2 separate regions of the Mus musculus genome follow, and region 1 is linked to region 2. Evidence: chromatin loops called from intact Hi-C (ENCODE). Cell type or tissue: heart. All regions are shown on one strand.

Evidence for each region. Hi-C counts contacts between places; a loop is a spot of excess contacts. Peaks named below come from ENCODE experiments on the same cell type or tissue, not always from the same donor. Only the 100,000 strongest peaks of a DNase experiment are listed, where the experiment ranks them.
Region 1: a loop joins it to region 2, with 3 times the contacts of the local background. A loop is called at or near these places in 3 of 42 quality-filtered maps.

What each region holds. Positions count from the first base shown.
Region 1 is chr1:172,201,877-172,209,876 of GRCm38, reverse strand. Pea15a (phosphoprotein enriched in astrocytes 15A) reads left to right here and starts at 3,073. Exons shown (of 4, transcript NM_011063.3): 1 at 3,073-3,280. It overlaps Gm17224 (a long non-coding RNA gene), which reads right to left and starts at 2,894. Exons shown (of 5, transcript XR_865735.3): 1 at 623-2,894; 2 at 13-247. In heart, no CTCF peak of the experiment used is centred here; DNase peaks (open chromatin) are centred at 3,126, 5,636, 6,086, 6,526 and 3 weaker places; H3K4me3 peaks cover 4,598 bases; H3K27ac peaks cover 5,922 bases.
Region 2 is chr1:172,496,409-172,504,408 of GRCm38, reverse strand. It overlaps Igsf9 (immunoglobulin superfamily, member 9), which reads right to left. Exons shown (of 21, transcript NM_001145800.1): 18 at 7,769-7,811; 19 at 6,663-7,523; 20 at 6,285-6,412; 21 at 5,532-6,052. The coding sequence ends at 5,871. Tagln2 (transgelin 2) reads right to left here and starts at 4,163. Exons shown (of 5, transcript NM_178598.2): 1 at 4,077-4,163. In heart, CTCF peaks have their summits at 3,347 (motif pointing right), 4,322 and 4,537; DNase peaks (open chromatin) are centred at 1,738, 2,508, 3,518, 4,178 and 6 weaker places; H3K4me3 peaks cover 4,704 bases; H3K27ac peaks cover 4,477 bases; H3K27me3 peaks cover 397 bases.

The DNA.
Region 1 (8,000 bases), 290 kb after region 2:
ATGAAGTCTCACCCTTATAGGAGGAGGGAGGTGACCGTTGAAGAGGAGATTTAACTGTGGGTGCTGTGCCTTGTTAGGAGTGAGTTAGAGGGCTGATGAGCAGGGTTGGGGGCTCTCTCCCCAGGCAGTATCCACCCCGAGTCAACAAGCCTTTTCTGAACACATGGCATTTGTGCACTGCTGCTGTTGGGCTCTGGAAGAACAGAGTGTGCCAGGCCTGTCCCTGCTCTTGAGCTGACTCGTCTGCCTGAAAAGTCAAGACAAGCGAAGAATAACCTAGCAGTGTGTGATTGATTCCCAGCCGCTCTTTATTGGAGCATCAGGACTGAGTCCACTGTCCTTAGTGAGGTCTCCCCAGACTCTGATGGTCCTGCAGTCTCGTCCAGTGCTCCCACTGCCCGCCCTGAGGACCTCATTCTTGAACTTAGTGCACTGTTACCGATCTTTACACAGCTGCTGAACTGAGTCCTGAGGACAGGTACCCAGACTTTCTCTCTATTTTCATAAGGCCTGGGACATAAAGAACTGTCCTATATCTGTTTAAGAAAGGATGAAAAAAAAAAAAAACCAAGCTAGAAGAGAGGGAGGATGGGCTTGGGAGTCTGTTTGAGGTGATGCACACCTTTAATCCCAACACTCCGGAGGCAGAGCAGGCAGATCTCTCTGAATTGGAAGCCAACCCTGTCTACAGATCGACTTCCAGGACACCAGGGCTATACAGAGGAAACCTGTCTTAGAGAATAAACAAACAACAAAAAACACATCAACAACAAAACAACAACAAGAAGATGGGCTCGGTGACTTCCACAATGGAAACAAACCTTCTCCAGACCTTCAATTGAAGAATGGGCTTTGAATGGAGGCAAAGGAATTAGGACAGGGACATCCCAGTCAAAGCAAACAAAAACAAAGAAACAAACCTCAAAAGCATTAGCAAGGTGTGTTAGTCCCACCAGAGGTCTGAAAAGTAAAGAGAAATTCAAGTTGTGGCCACGAGGTTGGGTAAGCATAATGGGGTTGTTCTGTAGAGATGTCTGAACTGAATCCTATGAACTGGGGAAAGACAAAATTTCATCTGGTAGCAAAAGCCAGGATAGACTTAGGGAGGAGGGGTCATGTAAAAGCAGAGGCAAGGAACCCCGTTTCAGAAACTGTTTTGATCAGAGTAAGTTTGGGAGGATCTGGCCTGTGTAGTGGTTGTCGTAATGAGAGGGCATTGCTATTGGAACCAAGAGTATCCCCTAGACTTAGATCTATTGGGCTTCTATAAAAAGGACTCGTGCGCACCCGTACTCCGCAGGACAGGCTCAGGTGGGAGTAAACATATACAAGATGGGAGCATGAAAGGACCAAACTCCCGAATAAGCTTCTAAATAAGGAAACATCCTTTGTTGTTGTTTATGGATAGGGTATCACTATGTAGCCGAAGATGGGAATAATCCTGCCTCAACATTCTAAGTCTTACGGTGGTATATCACCATATTATGCATGCTACTAGTTTTTGTTAAGGCAGAGCAAAGTTATTGGATGTCTAAGTATAGAAAAATGAGTCCTAAGATTAGAAAAGTTGTCACTCTCCACAGTCAAATCCAGGAAGTATTCTTAGGGAAAGCGACAGAAGTATATAAAGCAGAAACCAGATATCTAATCGACCTAATCACATGTAATGGATAACTAATAGGTAATTGGGTATTAGGTTACATCATAAAAATATTATGGGATTCACTTCATATAGATCAAAAGATACTAGACTACATGTCTTTGATTTTTTTTTTTTGCACCTATCTGGTACCAGTCCCTAAAAACTTTATTATTCCTGATTCTCAGAAGAACCCTATGAAGTGAGACTGGTATCCTCAACTTTATGGACTTAATTTGTCTATGGAAACAGAATAAGTATAAAGTCCACATTCTCTGTGTTTTGCTCTGCCTCATTTGTCTCATGTAAATGTGGTATGTCTATGCAAAAGTGTACAGTCACTCTGTGTCTCAAAGATGGGTCAACATGATAGATTCCGACCCTACAGCGACTCAGAAACAAAAGCAACTTCTGAGGGTATATTAGTTACCCTCAAAGGAGCAATGGGCAGCCATGTGGGGGGTGGGGGTGGGGCTGGGGGTAAGAGGAGCAAAGAGAAGAACTATATATGAAACCTAAGGCACAGGACCAGGACCTGCTCCTCCCAGAAGAAGGGGCTCATCTTAGGCTTCTGGAAGGGTCTCTGATCAGCTGGACCTGAAGGCAAAATGGGGTGTTCCTGGTGGTGTGCAAACATTGAAGCCGTTCTCAGGGTCAGGCACTTGCAGAGCTGAGCTGACGCCCCTCATGGAGGTAGGGTGAAAATCGGATGCTTCTCCAATTCTCCCTCCTCCCTCCTCCCTCTTTCAGCCCGGCTGAGTGAGCCTCTGGAGGAGGAAAGTCCCTGAGGTGTAGGGGAAGTGAGAATTATCACACTGGGCCTAGGCAGAAGGACAGAGCTAGGAGACAGCTAAGTGTGGCTTTGTTGTCTATATTTGCATGCTGAGCTCATGGCTTTTTTCCTCCAGAAAATAAAATTACATCATAGTGTGTGGGGGTGTGGGGGTGCGTGTGTGGGGGTATATTTGGGAAAGGCAGGAGGTGCTCAGGGGTCCAGCTGCTATTATACACAAGAGCTCATGGCCCCGGGCCAAGTAAAAGAGATTTCCCTGTTGCTGCCTGCCCCTGTCCCATTTTTATTCCTAGCGTGGATAAACTTGACCGTTTCCTACTGAGTCTCTGATCTATAAGGCTAGGAAATAGGATTTCTAAATACCAAAGCGAAGTAGCTAAGAGAACCCAGAGGCCATAGGTCTTCCAAATCCCCCAATCCAAATTGATCTGCCTTCCAGGGGTCCTGGCCATCGTGACCAACCAAAGGTCAGAGGGCAGGAAAGTGACCCATTAGGAAAAAAACGAGGATCTTCTCACAGTTTAAGGGGAAGAGTCCATATTCCATCCCAGTCCTGCCCCCATCCTAGGAGCCTTCCAGAACCCCAGTCCCCAGTCCCTGTCCCCTCCTGCTTCCCCTCCCCCTTTCCTCCCCGCTCCCCGCCCCCCGCCCCTCCCCGGCTCTGACATCACCGGCCAGTCGGGTGGGGTGAGGCGGTGCTGGGCTCAAGCTCTGCTCCACGGGCGGAAGAGGCGGCGGCGGCAGGATCGGCGGCAGCGGTGGCAGGAGCCAAGGAGCAGGCTCCAGACGCTGCTTAGGAACCGGGGACCCGGGAGTGCCCGCACCCTGAGCTCTCAGCTCCGGAGGCGGTGAGAGGGGCAGAGGGAAGATGTGTCGTGGGGAGGAGGTAGATTGGGGATCTGGGTTTGGAGGGTCACGATCCCGGACGCAGGGGACAAATAGGGGAGCTTGAGGATTCAGACAGGTCCACGGTGTCAGGCTCCATGGGGTCCTTCTCTGTCCATGCATCCAGAGACTGGAGAGTGTCACAGGCAGCGTGGCTTCATCCGCCCATTCCGTGCTGAACAGCAGTTTGGGAGTCCGACGGGGCCTGGGGATTAGGATGTAGCCTGCTTCCCGCCCAGCCGGCCGAGCCAGGCCAGCTCCCGCCCCTCCCTCCTCGCTTTAGCTTCGGACTCGCCTCTGCAGGCGTCCAGGCTCAGCTCAGCCCTGCTTCAGTTCCTCCGGCAGCAGGCAACTGGTCTGGGTACTCTCACACCCAGTTTACTGCATCTGAGGAGAGTGGGATTGGTGGAAGCTTGCCCAGAGGAAAGGGGCTGGGGATACATAGGAATGATGTAGCCAATATAAAGACACTAATTTTTAAAACAATCCTTGTCAAAACCGACAGGGACAGAAACACACCTTTAAGAAAAAAAAAAAGACAGCCAACCACACAGTGACACACACCCATGTGACTTACACACATCCTCTCATACAAACCAAATCACAACACCCCTGCACTAGGCATCCACCCACCCACCACAACCCGTTTGTTACCTCCCATGTGGAGTCTCCTTGACCAGCATCAGTCTTAACACGAATGTTCAGTAGTGGGTGGAAAGGACCACTGTCCACAAACACACCCAGATTTTACAGTTTTAGTGGGCAATACCTCAAGGACTGGTGAGCCTGTGCTCTTACCTGGGTGAGGGGCTTCTTGTGACCTTTGTTGCTGACTGCCAGTTTAGAGCATAGGGTACCTGGGAGTGGCTAGAGCCTGGACATCAATATGGCCAAAGGATGGAGGAAGGAGTAGAAGCCAGGGAGAGGGTGAAAAGAATGAGTCAGCCAAGGATGGAACCCAAGTCAGGGGGAGAGAGAATGAGAGGAATGTGTGAGAAGACAGGGAGAGCTGACCAGAGAGCCACAGAGAAAAGGAAAGAGGTGGCCAGAGGCACAGGAAGGGTGCTGGAGAGGACGAGAATCTCAAGTTAGGGAGCCTTGTTTCTCTAGGTTCCTGTGTTTGGCCCCCCAGGCTGTATATTGTTTCTCTAGGTTGTGCGTCTGGCCCCCCCAGGCTGTAGGAGCGATTAGCGTTAATTGCTCTTCCCTTTGCGGTTAAACACTCTCGTGGGGAGACCGCCAGCAAGCTCTAGGCTGCCAGCTTCCCTGGCCGCCTACTACTTGTGTGACACCTGTGCTCGGCAGGTGTACATACGCTGTCATACATAAGGGCACAGAGCCACACTGTAACACACCACACACACACACACACACACACACACACACACACACACACACACACACACACACACACACACACACACACACACCTTCATGTACACTGTCAAGATGGCCATCTCCGCCGGCTGGTCAGTAGCCACCCAGTATGCATCAGTCCCTCCCAAGCCGCTGCTCTCTCTTTCCATCCGGAAGGCTCATCCCTTCCTTATGGTAGCTCTGGGTACTTAGGTGGGAACACAGAGTCTTACCAAGTTCAAATGTATCCATGGCTACCGCCAAATGGAGTGAGCAGGAAGAGCTGGGAGGCCTCAGTGCCCAGTAAAAGAATAAAAGGGGGGTGGGAATTAGCTCAATGGTAGAGTGCTTGCCTGTCAAGCCCAAGGCCCTGGGTTTTGGTCCTCCCAGGTGGGAGAGGGGTGGGAGACAAAATTACAAAAAAGAAACCCCCCCAAAAAAAGAGTAACTGAAAGAGGCAGAAAAATAAACTAAAGATGACTAGGGAGAGAGAAACTAAACCAGGAAGGGGAAAGCTGGGAAAGCTAGCTAGTCACACAGGGCTCATCCCCGCTCATAACCAGCAAGCCCCGCTCTGCCCTGCCTAATCCCAGGCCAGTTAGCTCTGGCTGCCTCCATCTTGGGCATGGCCCTCCCCCTTCTCAGAGGCAACCTGTTTTTCCGTTTTTTTAGATGTACATTTTGGAGCCCTGCTCCTAGGCTGACCTTGGAAACCGTAAAACTTTCTTCATTGTTACAGGAAGAAAGGAGAGTGTCTGCTGAGCTACCCAAAGCTAGATTAAAAGGTTGGGGGAAGAAGTCGGTTAAGATACTGAAAGAAATACACTGCTGGGGCTTTGGATTTGAGGCCCTGATAGCACTGAAATTCCAATAGCTCCAGCCTGCTCCCGGCCTGCCCTTCCCACCTGTTTCCTTGATTACTTCCTCCAGTTCCCGACTTGAGACAAGGCTGACTGAAGTGAGTGCCTAGGAATTGGCCTCCTGCTCCTTAGAGGGACCCTCTAGTCTCTGCATCTGTAATAGGATCGCTCCTCCCCGCAGCCTTTGGCAGCTGTAGAAGATGTGGAGGAAGGGGTGACATCTAATCCTTGGGCTTCCCTTTTACATTTCCTATCTGGAACCAAGTGCTCTGGAAAAGGGGATAATCTACCAGAGTTTGACACTACCATTAGTGTCAAAATGCTCAGAAATTATTCTGCTGCTGCCGCCACCTCCACCACAGGTGGTTCTCTTTTGCTAGGCTGCTCTGAGCACACGCAGGGCTAGCTAGCATCTGCTTCCTGACCCTCACCTAAAGCATTCTCGGTGGTCAAGGCTATGCCTAGAGCCGGCTTAGGAGGGCAGGCAGGGAGGGAGGGAGGTGTGAGGAAGCAGTGAACACAACACAGAGTGAGATGGGAGGGAAGGGGACTAACTTCCTGGCAGCCTCAGCTCAGGCTCTCAGTTCCTGCCCTGATATCCTGTCCCAAGAATGGCCTCAGCCCAGTGCTCCAGAGATGGGAAGTTTTCAGAGCCAGGAGAGGAGACTTCTCCTTAGGCCCTTACAAATCCTAAATCTTTGGGGAGGGTGAGAAAGGCAAGCTCTGCCAAGCCCCACTATAACCAGACTGACCGGCCAGGGACCATAGCAGCTGATGAGTGAAACCTGAAAGTCATGCAGAAGAGATTCTGTGCCCTAAAAAGTATTCCCTAACTTTTCTGCCCTTGCCTCTTTCACAGCTGGCTGTAGGCAAATGGTAGCTCCGACTCCTTCACTGTTCCCTCAAGGACCCCCTCCTCCCCCCATCCCCATTCTTTCTGGCCCTTAGCACTTCTCACACTTCCCATGGCAGGGTCATTGTTCTGATGACTGGGGGGTGGGGCACCCTGAACTGAGGTTGCTATGGTAACAGCTGAGTGGAGCCTTCAGCCTTGTGGAATCTGTGCTTGGTCCCTTGGTCCACCCCCCCCCACATACACACACACACACACACACACACACACTGAATTCCTCATGTGCAGCCTTTCCCAAGGCCAACTCTCTTTTGTCATACTGGAGGCTCCCCTCACCCCTCTGGATGTGAGTCTATGTAAGTGGTCTTGCATACTCTTAACTGGCTCAAATACAAACATACAACTCACATAAGTTGGCAGCTAGTGCTGCACTGATCTCCACTACCAGAACATCCAAACACACCTACAGTATCTTCCACACACCCCTTCTCACTCAGCAACATTCAAGTTTGTGCATCCCCGAGTGCAAACACCATCTCTTCCTGAGCCACCTTGTACACCTCTGCCCACATTTCTCTTTAGGGCCTGCTTGTATGTTTTACTCTTGGAAAGCTCCTACCTACTGCCCCCAACCTTTGTGGGTGTGTGTGTTACACACATTAATCCCTTCCCGCCTACCACCCCAGTAGATCTGTGTTTTAGATCCAGAGCCCTAAATCTTAACTCCTCCCCAGAGATTCACACACGGCGCTACACACTTTCCTCCCACAGCAGCTCTGGTATTTACAAACTCTTCTTCCCTGTGACATCAAGGCAGTGTGACCCCCTTTCCAATGAGGGTTTGGCCCAAGTGCTTCATTTGAGGCAGGGTCTTCCTGTCTCCATCCTATGCTACTTTTCCAGCCCCCTCCAGCCCCTCCCCCAAGTCCCCTTTTCTGCCCTAGGATTATCAGTGGAGGCGGGGCTGGGCTCCGGAGCCTGCTGCTGTGACCTAGATTTCCAGGCAGAGATGGTTCCTGGTGCTGACAGTCAGAGAGCATTGTCCCTGGCCCTGCCTGGCAGGACCACCGCTGGGCCCTTCTGTCTGGTGGCACCTGGGTGTGCAAGTAGAAATGCTTCCTGCCGATTCTTCTGGGGGTCGTGCTGGCCCCGCTGTCTGGCTTATTGTTTGCGTGTGTCACGGTGCCTGCCAACAAGGATGGTTTGTTTATTCTGGTCAAAGTAGGGGGCTAGGAATAAGGACGTCTGGGTCCACGCTTACTGTGCAATGCCCATGGCTCTGCCTCAGTTCCTCTCCAACAGAGGCTAGAATCAAGGCAAACAGGTTTGACAAGCTGGCTCCTTTGATCTGCCAGCTTCAGCTCAGGTTGGGTGGTGCATGGGCAGGGTGGTCAGGTAGAAAGGCCAGTCACTTCTTGCCCACCTTTTTGCCTAGTCACAGAACGTTTATGATGCATACTGTTTTGGTGTTTTAATTTTCAGACTATAAAAAAAATACATACTCATTGCAGAAAACTGGCCCTTATGTGAAACAAGGTTTTGCCTGGTAGTCCAGACTGACCTTAAACTTGCAGCAATCTTCCTGCCTCAGACTCCTGAGTACTGAAATTGTAG
Region 2 (8,000 bases):
TCTCCCACCGAAGGTGCCCATATAGTGATTCCCAAACATGGGAGATACATCATCTTACACAGTTGAAAAGGCAGGGTGTGCATGCATTTGCAGACGGCGTGATTAGCTGTCTCAGCCAGGTGGGCCCAGTACTGTCACGAGAGTTCTCATTCTCAGTAAGTGAAAGGGGAAGGCAGCATGGGAGAAGTGAAGACAGGGTGGGTGTCAAGCAGGGTCACAAACCAAGCAATGGAGATGAGGCCAGAAAAGAAAAGGAAATGGACCCTCCCCTAGCTCCTCAGTCCCAGTGAGTATGCCCCACCCCACCCCCCATCCCCCCGCCCCCCCCACCCCATCCCCACCCCCCCACCCCACCCCCGCCAGCATCTCCCGCTGAGTTTCTAAACTATCAGAGCATCCAGTGTGTGGCTAAGTTTATAGTTTGTTACAGCAGAAAGGGGAAATTAACCCAGAGCCTTGGATGTGATATTCAAGGAAACCTGGGAAGGGAAAGAAGTGTGGCAAAGTGCATAGCTAGGTTCCTTAAGGACCCTGGTTAGGAAGGGCTGCTGGCTTCTGACCACAGGCCTGAGTTTGCAGGCATTTCACTGTGGGCAGCCTGCCCCACCCACTGTTTTACTGACAGGTGCCACACCCAGGAATCCAGAGAGGGAGTGCAGGAGTAGCTTCTGCTGTCCAGAGGAACCAGGGACAGAGGAGGGACATTGTCCTTCATTAGCTAATCCCTGCTACTGTTTAGGGGTCCTTTTCTCTAGTCAGAAATAGAGCCAGCTGTCTCCGACTGCTCATAAAATGGTATCCACAGGACAAGCGCCTCCATTCAGAGAGAGGAAGGGAGCCCACATCTGGCATCAGGCCAGGTCAGTCTTAAGGGATGAAGTCATTCTGGCTCCCTCTCTCATGCACCCCAGGTTAAACGCTCCCACCACCCCCTCAATGGGCTCTGGTGCTCCGCCAAAGAAGCCAGGCTAATAAGTCCATTGCTAATAATGTCATACGTCTGGGCAGAGGTTGTGTGGTGGGTCACTCCCTTCCCCCACCCTCCAACATGGCTGCTCCTTTCTAACTCTGGGTTTATCCAGCTGCATATTTCCGGCAGGATCTTTCCCCATAAATTAGTTATTTTTAAGTTCATTAGGAGACGTCCCCCCCAGCCAGACCAGATAAATGTCAGGCTCGGTCCCGACCCACACCGCACCGCAGGCCACACACGCACTCAGCTTGATGAATGCAGGTAGTGGAGTGGCTGAGACCTGGGCAGAAAGGGGAGCCAGCACGCTCGCCCTCAATAGACCAGCCGCAGCTACTCAGCTCTCAGGCTGTGTGTGTGTGTGTGGGGGGGGGGGGCGTGTTGTAACCTCTGACTACAAAGGAATGGCCAGAAAACAGGAAAAGAAAAGGAGGGGGCTAGAGGCCACTATCACACGCAAGCCTGCGCAATTTCTAGACCTCTCTTCTGGAAACAGCTTTCCTCTTGCTGCCTGGGGCTGTTTCCAAGGAGCTGGTGTGCCTGGAGCGCTCAGGCACAGGTAAAGAAAGGGCAAGAAAATGATTAACCAGAGACCAGGGTTGAGAGGAAGAAGAGAGTCCAGAGACGGACCTTTCCAGTATCTCCCAGCTCTGGAGACTGGACACAGCTGGCAGGGCTGTTCATTTCCAGCTGCAGTGTCTCCATTCCACTCAGAGGCCATGACCCTAGAATCCCAAAGTGGCAGAGCCACGGGACGGGATTCTCAGACTAAGCTCTCCCAACCAACCCTGCCTGGACAGCAGCTGTCTCTCTCCCTACCCACCCCTCAGGCAGGCAGGCAGGCGACTGATGGCTTGTGGCTGCTGCAGCTGGAGAGACCTACCCCTGGTTACACCCAGGAGACCCGCCCCAGCCCTCCCTCAGTGAAAGAGAAAATGGCAAGTCTCCTTCTGGGGTGGGCTAAAGAGATGTGTTCAGCTGGAACACAGGTGTGGGAGATGCTTAGAACTGGGTATCCCAAGTGAAGACAACTGGATAGCTTGCCTGGGGGGTGCCAGTGACGAACTCTACTGCTGACTGTAGCCCTAGGAACCATCCTCAACCAGGCCCACAAGGTTACAACAATAACTGGGAAAGGAGGAGTCATAAAAGGTCTTCCAACCCAGTGCTCCACCCAAACCATGGATGGATGGCAGTTTACCTCACCCCATTCACTGTCAACGCTGAAGGCAAGGGAGACAAGCTGGAGGGTTGGACTCTAGGTTTCATGACTACGTGTTGGGAAGACAATGGGACTCTCCTCTCCCTGGGCATGTGGAATGTAGGGAACTTCCCAACTTCTGAAACAGAAACGCCACGTGGGTAGGCAGAAGGCCAGTGGGGGGCACTGTGGTAAGGGGACGCCTTAGGGAAGACCCTCCCCCACCAGGGGCCAGTCCCCTAACCACCTAGATAGAGTCCAGAGCAGAAGAGAAAGCTAAGCTCCACAAACAGGAAGCCACAAGGGCTGCTCAGGAGAAGAGGAGGGGGTGGAGGCCGTTGCCATGGCGTCTGTGTACCAAACATGGGAATGGAGGCAGGGTGGGGGCCCCCCCGGGGCAGGAACACCCACTCCACACAGACTTGGGTGGAGGCTCTAGGCGAAGGGGCAAAAGCGATCCCAGCAATTCTCAGGGTATAGCCAGACTGGGGAAGCAGGGAACGGGGAAGGGGCAGCTCTGGAGGACCTGGAGGGCATATGCAGTTTGTGGGTAGAGAATCAAAGAAGACATACCCTGGGTAGGAAAGACTTTTTTTTTTTTTTTTTTTTTTTTTTTTTTGCTTAAAAAGCCCACACCTGGCAATCTCGAAGGACAAAGCCATGGGGTGAACACTGACTAGGGGCCAATCCCCTGGGGACCAGCATAGACACCAAGGGTGTGCAAGGGGATCGCAAGGACAAAGATTATTTGCGGCTTTGGAACGTTAACACCTTGCTCACCCCTCCTTACCTTGGCCCAAAGCCTGAGGTGTACCCTGAGCTACAGGGAAGAGAAAATGGGAGAAGCTTAGAGATGAGCTATCCCTGACTACTGCTCTAGGGAACAAGGAGACCCGTCCAGCCACTGGTCTCCTACACCGCACCTCCACTTGCCATCACCGCTGCTTTTGCTCCACAGATACCACGTATCCCAGAACCTCTCGGATAGGAACACAGGTAGGCCTGCAGAGCCCAAAAAGGAGGTAATCTACTTCCGGTCCAGCCCCTTCGGCCGTCCCCCCCACCCCCACGGCCACACCCTGCCTGGGCCGTTAATGTGGATGAGTCACCCACCGCCCTCCCGCCACTGGGGTGACGCAGGTCTGGGCAGCCCGCCCGCCCGCCCGCGGCCACCACCGGCTTTCCCAGCAGCAGGGGGCACGGGAGGGGGCAGCGGGTCTCAGGCTAGGGTAAGAGAGTTTGGATAGCAGCCAACCCCTACAGACAGGGCACATCCGAGTGCAGTCAGGGCTGCAGCCCGGAGATGTCCGAGGTCAAAGGCGCTCCAGGAGAAGAAGGGGGTTTCACAGAAGACCAGGCTACTGTGCAAATAACTCCCGGAGACCTGTGACCCCGAGTACCCGGACAAACGAACTAGCAGGAGGGGGGCAAAAGGGCGGTCTCGGGGTCACAGAAGGCAGGCAGTACCCACACGTGCTCCTGGACCAGGAAGTGAAAGGGGCGCGCGGTAAATTCATGGACCGGAGCGCGCGCCAGAACCTAGTTCTTGCGGCCACTCAGCAGCCTGCGGACGTCCGACGCCCTCCTTCCTTCTCCCCCCAAAGAGAACTCAACGCTGGAGCAAACGGCTGGGGCTTGGGACCAGACCTCTTGGGTCGGGACGGACGCCCCGTCTTGTGCACCCGTAAAACTTGCCTTGCTTAACTGCTGAACAATGCAGAGAAGGCTTGGGAACCGGACCTGACAGCACGGGGCGGGGCACCCAGTTGGGACCCCAGCGTCCGCCAGTCTTCAACCCCCACGCTCCCAGAAGCAAGTCTCAAGTGTTGGCTTCTTGCTTTCTACAGACCACACACATAATCCCCAACTCCCACCCCGCTGCCTTGGTCCCTCAGTCCTGCTCACCGTCCAAGAGGGCTGGATGAGAGCGCACGCACGACAGGGGCTGCAGCGGCGAGTGGAGCTCAAGACCCGGCCGGGCTTGGAGTTTTCTGGGGGGTCCCGCCTCAGACGGGGCGGACCAGGGGCGGGGCAAGGGCCAAGAGGGTTTAAAGGCGCCGCCGCGTGGAATGCTGGAGCGCTTAAGATAGGTGGTCAGTAGGCAGGAATGAGCCGTAAAGGACCTGCGGAGTCCTTGGCGCCGCTGCAAAAGGTCTCCGCCCAGGGGATCCTCAACCTGCATTCACCAGCCATAGACTTGTATCCTAATAGGAAACTTTCTGCCTAGACTAGCTAGCTCAGGATCGCAGGCCTGTTTCTATGAGAAGCCTACTATTACAAAAAGGCCGGCCTTTTGTAAATTCAGGTCCAGGAAGCGCCTTCCTACAGGATAGAGTAAGGAGTAATAGGTCTGGTGCTTACAGGCTGGGACAGCACCCCCACGTGGTTCTGCTTGCCATTTAACTTCAAGCCCGGGCAAAAAAAAAAAAAGAACAGTGAGGTCACTCCTTGCCCGGGGCCTTGAGGGTGTGGTAGGGCTTGGGACCTGGGATTCAGACCCAGTTCTCTCTCTCCCTTCCATCTCCCATTTAATAAATTGACATTTCTTCTTAGATCTTGGAGGGTTGGAGGCGGGGGCTTAGTGGAGGAAGTTGGCAGGCACTTTTCTACCCCTTAAGAGTGAAGAGCAATAGTTGAGGGGTGTCCAGAACACCTACTTTTTCAGGCTGTAGTTAGCGGAGTTCCCCATTTAAAACCCACCAGTGTTTTTCTTTCTTCACGTTATGGAGTCCCCCGTTGAGCCTGATATTTAAAAGAACAGCAGCCAGTTCCACCCTGACCTTTGACTTCTCTATTCCCCAAAGTCCCGCTCAGACCCACAGAATGTCAAGTTTCAGTCCCCTGTGCCTTTAGGGTGTTCCTCTGCCCGAAAGTGGGTTTCCTTCACTGCCCCGTCACCTGCTCTGCCTGTTACCTGCTTGTGTGGCTTCTGGTCAATTACAAAAGCACCTTTGGCTTTAGTTGCCGTGCCCAGTCTACAAAATAAACTCCGGGCGGTGGACGGGACATGGAAAGAACTCTGAGCAGTCTCCTGTGAGTGTCCCAGGAATCCCCACATGTTTTAAGTATTTACTAAATATTGACTCAAACTGAACTCTTTGTGCCAATGTGATAACCAGCTTACAGCTTTATCACAGTGCGTAGTTGGCCTCAGTGACTAGCGAGAACTCCCCAAGGACAAAGGCATTATCCCAGTGATTTCTCTATTTTCTCATGGCTTCTGGCCTAACAGCAGATCTCTACTAGGCACTCAACAACTTTTTTCTTGAATGACTGTTGAATGTGTCCCATTCAGAACCCTCTCTGTACATATCCAGGGACTTCCTCATCTCTCTTAAACACAAAGAGAGGTGACAGAGAAACGGTTTCCAGACATTTATTATTCACCTGTTTTTTAAAAAAAAGAAACCTGCACCCACACCATAAACACCACTTTCGAACGCGCGCTTGCGCGCGCGCACGCACACACACACACACACACACACACACACACACACACACACACACACACACACATTCCTGTTCAGCTCCCAGACTAATTAAAGAGTCAGTACATCCAACTCTATACCAAGCTCACTCAAGCCTACCACCAGGCCACCGAGACACAGAGAGGTAGGGGCAGTGCCCCAGCTTGGAGCCAAAGTCTTGGACTCCTTTGCAAATCCATATAAGCCTTTCTTAGTTTCACACTAAGCGGGCTCATAGCAGAGTAGCCTGTTCAGGGTAAGAGATGGACTGCTGATAGGCTGGTAGCCGGGCCCTGGTAGCATCCCTGCGTCTGCGGAAAGCTAGGAATTCCTCCCGAAGGGCAGCACAGCGGGCCTCGGGGCCGGCAGCATGGGTTGGGTTCAGGAGACAGCTCTCCTCTGGAGTCTTGACACCTTCAAGGGGAAGACAGGACTGTGTGAGAAGAGATGCCGTGACTCACTGGCTGAAGGGCTGAGTCCTGAGGCTCCAAAAGGCCTTTGCGTGCAGCACAGGGAGCCTAGGGAACAAGAGATGCTGCAGGGCAGGGAGCCTGAGACTCAGGAATTGCCTGGGAAACAAACAGACCAGCTCAGAGCATGGGAGAGCGGGTGTGGGAGAGCACAGCCAGCTTAGAGGGCCACATACCTAACTCTGGCTCAAGTTCAGGATGGGTCCGAGAACTGGCCAAGCCTGGGTGCCAGGTCTCTAGCAGCTCCATGTCCCCTGGGAATTCCGAATCCCATTCATAGTTCTCATCCACAGAGGTGTTCCTCCTGTTATAAAGGACAGGTGGGAAGCGTGGGCAGAGGAGTAGCCGGTAACCAGAAAAGTGTGAACGGAGGTTCCTCTAAAGCAGATTGCACTTCCTGGACCTCAGCAGAACTTCCAAGATAAGGGGTCTTCTGGTCTCAGGGTGGGAGTGGACAATGGAAGGGGAAGAGTATGGGGGTGGGGATATCGGTGATCTGGAATGACAGGGCAGGGTGGAGGGCCTGGGCAAGAACGAGTGGATACTGCCTTTACCTTTTGCTGACTGTCACCACATGCTCCCTGCGGGGCCACCTTTCTGGGCCACTGGCCCAGCTGCTTGTGTCTCCTGGAGCTGGACTGAGGTAGCTTCCCCCTGCGGAGGGGGCTGTGGAGGGAGGGCGCAGGAAGGAGGCGCTGCCCCTCCCACTGCTCTGGCTGGTGAGGCTACCACGAGGGGCAGCAGAAAGAAGGCCCGGCAAGACCCGCTCCCTCAGAGTCCAATCAGCCAAAGCTGTGTAAGGGGGCTCTGAGGAGACCCCGACCCCCATCAGTGTCCCAGGAAGCACTGCCCTGAGATTTGCAGGAGGTGAGTCTGGTGGTGGAAGGAAAGATGAGGTGGGACAGGGCTGACTATCCATGAAATCTGGAGGCGGAGCAGGCGTGGGCTCCTCAAGAGGTGGCCAGTCCCCGTCCACATTCATCTCTCGGAAGAAGGGTAGGCTCAGATACTGGAGCAGGGGTCCTGGACCTGGTAGGGGGCTAGGCACGGCTGCAAGAGGCTGCCCCACAGGGCTGATGTCTGTAATGCAGAGGGGTTGTGGGACCCCACTGGGGCTGCTACTGCTACAGTCAAAGGACTGAGCCAAGCGTTTAGCTGAGGTCCGAGGTTCTGAGCGCTCCAGACATAACTTTTCTTGTGAGGGGGCCACAGTGGGTCCCATCACAAAGCGCCCATCTGGGCCCCTGCAAATGGGCTCTAATGGTAAGGGTCCCCGGCCAAGTGGAGAATCCGGGTGAGGGCTAGGCGGTCGAGCAGGCTCCCCCCAGAGCAGACTCTGGCGTAGGCTGGGAACTGGGGAGCCTTGGAGCTTGAACTTGGTCACGCTGTCAGGGCTGCCTGAGCCAGGAGCAGAGCTGAAGAAGGACAGAAGATTGGGGTCTGGCTTTGCGAGGCTTGTCGCACAACAGGGCAGAGCTAGGGAGAGCAAGCAAGGGCAGGCAGGGCCAGGTGGTGGGTGTGGAAGAGGAATGGTGTAGCACTAGTCCTGGGGCCAACACACTCCTATTCCCACTTCCCTTGAATTTCCAATTTCTTCTGAAGGTAAACATGGGAAGCGGTGGGAAGACAGGAGTTAGCCACAAAAGGTAAAGGGACTTACTGTGAGCCTGACTTCCCACGTGGAGAGAAGATCAGAGGCGGATCTGTAAGGACGGGGGAGCAGCAAGTGATCTGGGTAAAGAGCCTCCGGAGCCCCGGGGGAATGTAACCCTCAGCCCCATTCCCAACTAACAGGAAAGGGTATGCGGGGCCAGGTACCACAATGGAAGGAAGGATGCTGCCCAGGACCATGCAAAAGGGACAGACAGCCGGTGAGTGGCCAACCCTTCAAG